2 separate regions of the Homo sapiens genome follow, and region 2 is linked to region 1. Evidence: chromatin loops called from intact Hi-C (ENCODE). Cell type or tissue: adrenal gland. All regions are shown on one strand. Each heading gives the region's core, and the rest is flanking DNA. Links, peaks and the distances in the headings are about the cores only.

Region 1 (4,396 bases), core at 125-4,124:
CACCGGGCCCAGCCCGGTATAATTCTTTTAGTTCAGCATCCAGAGGACTGAAGACCAATGTGAGAACATTTTCTCATCATTCATATAACCAAGTACAGGAACTGGGCAGTATTTGATTTTCCTTGATTTTTGAGCTATCATCATCGGTGCGTATATGGATGGCTCTCTTCCATTTTCAACTGATCCTCCCACCTTGGCCTCTCAAAGTGCTGGGTTACAGGTGTGAGCCACTGCACCTGGCCTACCCTGCATTTTGATTTTACAATGCTCTTGTTTCCTCTTTTCATGCCTAGTAGTTTTATCATGCATACTTGTTGGCCGGCAGTATGTTCTCCATTATGCTTTTCAGAAGACAAAGTAGTGGAGTACATGGCTTTTAATTAGAATAGATTTTTCCCTAACTTAATTTTATGTTTTAGTTTTAAAACTATTTTTGTTCTTTTGGTTTTCTTTTTCTTTGTTTTCTTTCCCCAGCTGTTTAATATGAAAGCATCTGTGGTTTCCACATTTGCGAAGATGTTAACATCACTGAGTTATCTTTGTGTGTACATGGACGCCTATATATCTTTTTTTCTGTGCTATTTAAAACTAAGTTATTGGTTGGGCATAGTGGTTTATACCTGTACTCCTAGGACTTTGGGAGGCTGTGGTGGGAGGGTCACTTGAGCCCAGGAGTTAGAGCCCAACCGGGGCAATCTAGCAAGACTCTACCTCTACAAAAAATTTAAAATAATAGCAGTAGTCCCAGCAACTTGGGAGGCTGAGGTGGGAGGATCACTTGAGCTCCGGAGGTTGAAGTTGCAGTGAACCATGACTGTGCACTGTGCTCTAGCCTGGATGGCAGGCTGAGAACTTGTCTCTGAAAATAAATAAATAAATAAATAAAACGAAGGTGTAGACATTATGATACTTCGCTTGCATCCAAAAATACATTCTTCAATATAACCAGAATACTGATATCATTCATAAGAAAACAATGGTAATTTCAAAGTCTAATACAGAGTTCTTATTCAGATTTCCCCAGTTGCCACAAGAATATCTGTTATAACTGTTTTGATTTACTTTTTAAAACCAGGATTGAATCTTGGTTTACACGTTGCATTTGGTTGTGTCCCTTTGATCTTTCATTCCAGAATAATGCATGCTACCTAAAAAAAAAAAAAAAATCTCAGGAGTTGACTAAAGAGTCCAGAAAATTTGTCTTAGATAATATCCCATATTCTGGATTTGCATGCCTGTTTATCCCTGGTGTCACTTAGCTTGTTCCTCTACTTTTGGTATATCCGGTAAACTGGAGGTAAGTTTGGCAGCAGGCTGGGTCCAGGGTCAGCGTTTTTGGCAGGTATGTTTCATAGATGATGCTGTGTGCTAGGATATGTTTTTAGAGTTTCATCTCTAAAGGCAACTGAAAGTAGACAGCTCCCAGGCCTTGTAGAGTGATTACTAATTGACTTGAACATTAAACAGGCAAGAATTATTTCTACCCGAGGAAAACCTAATGAGGAAAACATCTGGCCCCTCAGCAGAGGCTGGGAAATGCTTGTGTCTCTTCCAGGGACTAGCCAGCGCCTGGCGACGTGCAGCGCTTTGTTAACGTGCATTTTCCGACTCCATATGTTCCTGCGGTTGAGGGGAGGCGAGGCGCGGGGCAGCGCGTGGAGAGGAAGGCCTGGCCAGGCCACTTCGGTTTTGTTTGGACGGAGGATTTGGCTCTTCATTTATTTACACCATGGTGGATTGTTTTGTCTCTCACCTCCTCTCTAATCCCATATTTCATCTCTCTGGCCAACAACCGAATAATAAAGTAAATAGATAGGACAAGCTGGTGGGTCCCACAGAGCTGGAGCTGATGAGACTCGCTTGAAAATTCCCTTCCTTAGATTTTAAATTCTGTGACTCAGACTTGTGTTTAAACACACACACGCACACACACCCCTCACAGAAATGTGGGTGGGAAAGTGGAGGACTGAGGGTCATTATGTCTCTCTGTTCCCACCTAACCTAAGTGGCCATTTCTAGATGCCATTTTAAAATTGTTTCCTTCCTGTAATAAGAGCCTCTTGTACTAAAGAAAATCATCTTTCCTGAAATGTGGGTTTCTGGGGTCTGAAAAAGACACATTGTGAGTGTAAGGATGTGGAGCATCCCGGCTCTGTGTGAGGGCACAGGGATCCCCTCAGAGGAGGGGGCTTCCGCCTGGCCCTGAGCCCCCTGTGGCCTGCCCTCGGGCCATCCCTTCCTCCTCTGGACTCGATGATCCTCAGGCCCTGCTGGCTGTGATGGCCTAAAGGCTGTGGTTACTGACAACTTAGCAACCTGGGTGCGTGGATGCATGTGTGTGTGTGTGTGTGTGTGTGCTTGCGGGATGCTCTCTCTTCCAGGCAACTCTTCTCAATGACTCTATGAGGCAGGCACTCCATTACCGCAAGATGAAGATGAGGAAACTGAGGCACAGAGAGGCTGAGGGAGTTGCCTGAAGTCATATGGTGAGGAAGTGGTGGAGGTGAGATGGTAGCCACATGTCTGTCTCTAGGAACTCTCAGGGGACTCCCCTGCAGACAGACAATGCTGCATGTAGTCCAACTGATCCCTTGGCTGGCTTTACTGTGACATCTTTAAACCGTTCACCCAGCGCCCAGGTGACGTGTCTTGGGCCACTAGCCACTGTGGGTTGGGTTTTGCTGGAAGCCACCTCTGCACATTCCACTGTGAATTGCTTTCCCCACTCAGACTAGGGGCTCCATGGCTTCTGGCTGACCCTCGAGCATTGCACAGGTTGATAGGGCTGTTTGGTTCCTTGTCAGCCAGTCCAGTGAAGGGCTGGGTAACTGTAGGAGAGCCCAGCTTCCGAATCTAAATCAAGCAATACCAATCAACGAAAAACACCATGGTCTTCTGGCTTGAAAAACTTCTTGGTGAATAAGAGGCAACATTACATTTCATTTTCTGGATGTATCTTTCCACCCACCCACACCAACCCCCCAAGAAAATCTAGTTACTGCGACCCAGTAACAACCAGCAAGCTTGAGGTATGTTCAAGTTCAGACAGAGAGTGATGTGGCGATGACTGGAAACCCATGCCCAGCTCTGAAGGGGTTTCGCCTGCACGTGGGCTTCAAACGGGGCTGTCCTCCCAGGGGCGGCTGCTGGAGCACCGAGGGATGGACAGCACTCCCAGCGCGGGAGCAGCAGCCGGTTCACCCCTGCGGGGCTAGGAGCTTTCTGCAAGAGATGGCTCGGCTCAGCTGACTCCTGGCAGGAATTTGCCTGCCTTCCGAGGGTGGGTCCAGCCCCCACCACCATCACAGGAGTCTGGAGAGCGGGAGAAGACCTGATTGCTTCCCCCTGGGTAAAGTGAGCCCTGAATGAGGCAGGCTTTTGTAGATGGATCTATACGTTTGACGGCCTCATTCTCTGAATCCTGAATCAAGACTTAGATCTCTCAATGAGCTTTCATGCTGTTTGGAGGTTTAGGAGGCAGCTTGGGAGAGGGTATTTTGTAGCTGAAATGTGAATTTCTGGGACATTTTGACAGCTTATGAGGACTGAGGTTTAGACACTTGGAATTGTAACTTTCCTGGAGATTCCAGGGTGTTTGGTCGGCGTATTGGTTTGTGAGGGCTGTTTCAGAGTGCCACAGCCTGGGGACTTAAACAGCAGAAATGGATCGTCTCTCAGTTCTGGAGGCTGAAAGACAAAAATCAAGGTGCTGGCAGGGTGGGGTCCTACTGAGGGCTGGGAGGGAAACTCTGCTCCAGGCCTCTCTCTAGCTTCGGGGAGGGTTTCTGGAGATCTTTGGCATCCCTTGGCTTGTTGAAAACTCATCCTGATCTGTGCCTTCATGTCCATGTGGCAGTCTCCCCGTGTGTGTCTCTCTCTGTCCACGTCTCTCCTTTTTATTTTATTTATTTATTTATTTATTTATTTATTTATTTATTTATTTATTTTTCTGAGACGGAGTTTCACTCTGTCGCCCAGGATGGAGTGCAATGGCAAGATCTCGGCTCACTGCAAGCTCCGCCTCCCAGGTTCATGCCATTCTCCTGCCTCAGCCTCCTGAGTAGCTGGGACCAGAGGCGCCCGCCACCACGCCCGGCTAACTTTTTGTATTTTTAGTAGAGACAGGGTTTCACCAAGTTAGCCAGCATGGTCTCAATCTCCTGACCTTGTGATCTGCCTGCCTCAGCCTCCCAAAATGCTGGGATTACAGGCGTGAGCCACTGCGCCTGGCCCTCATCTCCTTTTTATAAGGACACCAGTCTCATTAGATTAGGGCCCACCCTAATGACCTCATCTTAACTTGGTGCAGCCTGCAAAGACCCTATTTATTAGTAAATTGCAGTCTGCAGCGCTCGGGGTTAGGATTCAACACATGAATTTTAGTTGGGAACACAAT
Region 2 (4,396 bases), core at 189-4,188, 76 kb after region 1:
TTAAGGAAGTGATCAGTTTTATCTAAATTGTCAAATTTATGCATGTTGAATACTTTCTCGTATTGCCTTATTATCTGTCTGTATAATCCTGCAGAGACTGTAGTAATATTCCTTGTTTCAACCCTGATATTGGTAATTTGCATCTCTCTCTTGTTTTTAGTCTTTCTAAAGATTTGTCAGTTTTGTTGGTGTTTTTAAAGAACCAGTTCTTTGTTTTGTTGATTTTTCTCTATATTTTGTTTTCGATTTTATTAATTTCTGCTTTTATCTATATTATTTTGTTCTTTTTGATTGCTATTGATTTATTTTGCATTTCTTTCTCTAGATTAAGAACCCAGATTAATGATTTGAGACTTTTCCTGTTTCCTAATGTGTGCGTTTCATGTTATAAATTTCCCTCTCAGCACTATGTTAGCTGCGTCCCTAAAATTTGGATATATTGTATTTTAATTTTTATTCATTTTAATATATTTAAAAACATCTTTTCCTACAGAGTTTATTTTTTACTCAGGGATTATTTAAATATGTGTTGTTTAGTTTCTAAGTGTCTGGAAACTTCTTGTTACTTTTCTGCTTTTGATTTCTTGTTGAATTCCACTGTGGTTAGAGAATACACTCGGTATGAGTCTAATGCTTTTAAATTTGTGAATTTTTTTAATGGCTGGTAATATGTCCTATCTTGGTAAATGTTTTGTGGACACTTGGAAAGAATATATATTCTGCCGTTGAGTGATGTGTTCTATGAATGTCGTTTAGATTTGTTGACTGATGGTATTGCTGAATTCTTCTCTCTATACTTGCTGATTTTCTTTCTAGTTGTTTCATAAATTGTTCAGATAGGTGCATTGAAATCTCCAACTATAATTGTGGATTTGTCTATTTCTCCTTTTAGTTTTATCAGTTTTGTGTTCATATATCTTGTAGCTCTGTTGTTAGGTGCATACATATTTAGAATTACTGTATCTTCTTGATGGATTGACCCTTTTATTATTATATTATTATATGTCTCTTTCTGTCTCTGGTAATTTTCTTTGCTCTGATATCTACTCCATCTTATGTTTATATAGCCATTCCTGCTTTCCTTTGATTGATGTTTGCATGATTTTTAAAAAATCCCTTTACTGCCAACCTGCCTTTATCATTATATTGGAAGAAATTTCTTTTGGATAACATATGGTTGAATAATGTTTGTTGTTGTTTAATTTTTAAGACTTTATTTTTAAGAGCAGTTTTAGGTTCATAGCAAAATTGAGAGGAAGGTGCAGAGATTTGCCTTATACTCTCTGCCCCTAAACATGCATAGCTTCCCTCTGTTTCTGTCTTCTGAAAGTGGCTGTAGAGAATTGGTGTAGTTTCTTCCTTAAATGTTTGGTAGAAATCACCAGTGAACCTATACGGATGGGCCTGAGGCTTTTTGTTTCGGAGGTAATTGATTCAACCTCTTCAATAGATACAGACCTATTAAGATTGTCTGTTTCTTCTTATGTGAGTTTTGGCAGCTTGTGTCTTTCAAGATATTGGTCCATTTTATCTAGGTTACCAAATCTGTGGGCATAGAGTTGTTCATAGTATTTATTTATCATCCTTTCAGTGTCTATGGGCTCTATAGTGACGTCCCTTCTCTCATGTCTGATATTAGTAATTTGGGTCCTGTCTTTTTTTCTCAGCCTGGCTAAAGGCTTATCAATTTTACTGGTCTTTCCAAAGTACCACGTTTTTATTTCATTGATTTTTTTCTGTTAATTTCCTATTTTCAATTTAATTACTTTTTGTTCTAATTCTTATTATTTCTTTTCTTCTGCATACTTGGAATTTAATTTACTCTTTATTTCTAGCTTCCTAATATAGAAATTAGTTTGTTTTTAGATCTTCTTTTCTTATATGTGTATTCAGTGCTATAAATTTCCCACTAAGTGTTGCTTTCACTGCATCCCACAAATTTTTATTAGTTATGTTTTAATTTTCATTTAGTCCCAAATATTTTAAAGTTTCCCTTTAGTTTTCTTCTTTGACCGTATATTATTTAGAAAGGTGTTGTTTAATCTCTATGTAGTTGGGGATTATCCCATTATCTTCCTGTCATTAATTTCTAGTTTAATTACTTTGGGGTCTGAAAGTAGATATTCAATGATTTCTGTTTTTTGTTTTTTTAATTACGTGTATTTTATAGCCCAGAATATGGTCCATTTTGGTGAATGTCCCATGTGAGCTTGAGAAGAATATGTATTCTGCTGTTGTTGGATGAAATAGTCTAGAGGTATCAATTATATCCAGTTGATTTATGGTGTTGTTGAGTTCAATTATGTCCTTACTGATTTACTGCTTGCTGGATCTGCCCATTTATGATCAAGAGTTTTTAAATCTTCAACTATGACAGTGTATTCATCTATTTTTCCTTGCAATTCTATCAGTTTTTGTGTCTCATAGTTTGACACTGATGTTAAGTGCATACATGTTAAGGATTGTTATGTCTTCTTGGAGAATTGACCCATTTATCACTATGTAATGCCCTTCTTTATCCATGATCACTTTCCCTGCTTTTAGGTCTGCTTTTTCTAAAATTAATATGGCTACTTCTGCTTTCTTTTGATTAACCTTACTTTGTAATATTTTGTCCATTTTCTTTTAACCTATTTTTATCTTCATATTTAAAGTGGGTTTGCTTTTTGTTTTTTTGGTAGAGAACATATAGTTGGGTCTTGTTTATTGATCCACTCTGACAATGACTGTCTTTTAGTTGGTGCATTTATATCATTGACATTCAAAATTATTATTGGTATAATTGGATTCATATTATATCATTGACATTCAACATTATTATTGATATCATTGGATTCGTATCTACCATATTTGTTACACTTTTCTATTTGTTGCCTTTCATCTTTCTTTCTTCTTTTGTCTTCTACTCTTTTCCTATCTTTTGTGGTCTTAATTAGCATTTTACATTCCATTTTCTCTCCTTTCTTGGCATATCAGTTGTACTTCTTTTTTTATTTTTTAGTGGTTTCCCTAGAGTTGTAACATACATTGACAACTAATTTGAGTGTACTTTTAAATAACAATATCCCACTTCACAAGTTGTGTGAATACCTTATAATAACAAATAATCCAAATTCCTCTTCTCCATTTCTTGTATCACTGCTGTCACTAATTTTATTTATATATAAGTGCATATATATATCTAATACAATGTTGCTATTATTATTTTAAACAAATTTATCTGTTAAATCAACTGAGAATAAGAAAAATAAACATTTTTATTTTACCTTCACGTATTTTTTCTTCAACCTTTATACTTTCTTTACGTAGGTCCAAGTTTCTGAACTACATTATTTTCCTTCTCCCTAAAGAACTTCTTTTAAAATTTCTTGCAAGGCAGGTTCACGGGCAACGAATTCCCTCAATATTTGTTTGTCTGAGAAAGTATTTTTCCTTCACTTTTGAAGGATAATTTTACAGGGTACAGAATTGTAGGTTGCTGGGTTGTGGGTTTTATTTCCCCACACTTTATTTCACTCTACTCTCTTCTTGCTCGCATGGTTTCTGAAGAGAAGTTGGATATAATTTCTTATCTTTGTTTCTTTGTAGTAACATGTTTTTCCTCTCTTTGATTTTCTGTAGTTTGAAGATGATAGGCCTAGGTGCAGTGTTATTGGCATTTATCCTGCATGGTGTTCTCTGAACTTCCTGGGTCTATGGTTTGGTGTGTGACATTTATTTGGTGGAAATATTGTTCCAGTATTTTTTTTCTGTTTTTTTCTCTCTTTCTTATCTTTCTTTTGATGGGTTACTAATAAGCCCATCAAATGCATCCTTCGTTTCTGTTACAGTGTTTTTGTCTTTCAGCATTTCTTTTTGGTTCTTTCTTAGGATTTCTACCTCCCTGCTTATATTGCCCATCTGTTCTCGCATGTTGTCTACTTTGTCCATTTAAAACAGACTCTTCCAATCTCTGTCTTATAAATGGTGCACTTAGATCATTTACATTTAATAGAATTATAAATATGTTAAAACTTAAGTCTGCCATTTTAAAATTTTGTTTATTCCTTTTTTTCATTGTTTCTTTGTTTTCTTTTCCTGCTTCCTATGGGTTACTTGAACATTTTTTAGAATTCCAATTGATTTATCTGTAGTGCTTTTGAGTGTATTTCTTAGAATTTTTTTTAGTGATTGCTCTAAATATTAAATTACATAAAATAATTTATCACTGTCTGCTAGTATTGTCATTTTACCAGTTAATTCAGTATAGATATCTTCCCTCTCTTTATATCCCTTTACCTTCCTCCAGTTATAACTGTACTGAATTTTCCTCTGCATATCTTTAGAACCATATCACACAGTGTTATAATTTTTGCTTTTCCCATCAAACTTAATTTAGAAAATTCAAGAGAAGAAG

The links. Hi-C counts contacts between places; a loop is a spot of excess contacts. Peaks named below come from ENCODE experiments on the same cell type or tissue, not always from the same donor. Only the 100,000 strongest peaks of a DNase experiment are listed, where the experiment ranks them.
Region 2: it touches region 1 in a loop (2.2-fold over the local background); 2 of 110 quality-filtered maps call a loop at or near these places.

The regions. Positions count from the first base shown.
Region 1 is chr15:100,666,250-100,670,645 of GRCh38, forward strand. No RefSeq gene overlaps it. Among named protein-coding and RNA genes, the nearest start is that of ASB7, 66 kb to the left of the region's middle. RefSeq lists an enhancer at 3,227-3,726. In adrenal gland, for the core only: no CTCF peak of the experiment used is centred there; a DNase peak (open chromatin) is centred at 1,640; H3K27ac peaks cover 849 bases.
Region 2 is chr15:100,742,432-100,746,827 of GRCh38, forward strand. The region is part of intron 2 of LOC105371024 (a long non-coding RNA gene); the gene reads left to right. Among named protein-coding and RNA genes, the nearest start is that of GCAWKR, 110 kb to the right of the region's middle. In adrenal gland, for the core only: no CTCF peak of the experiment used is centred there; no DNase peak of the experiment used is centred there.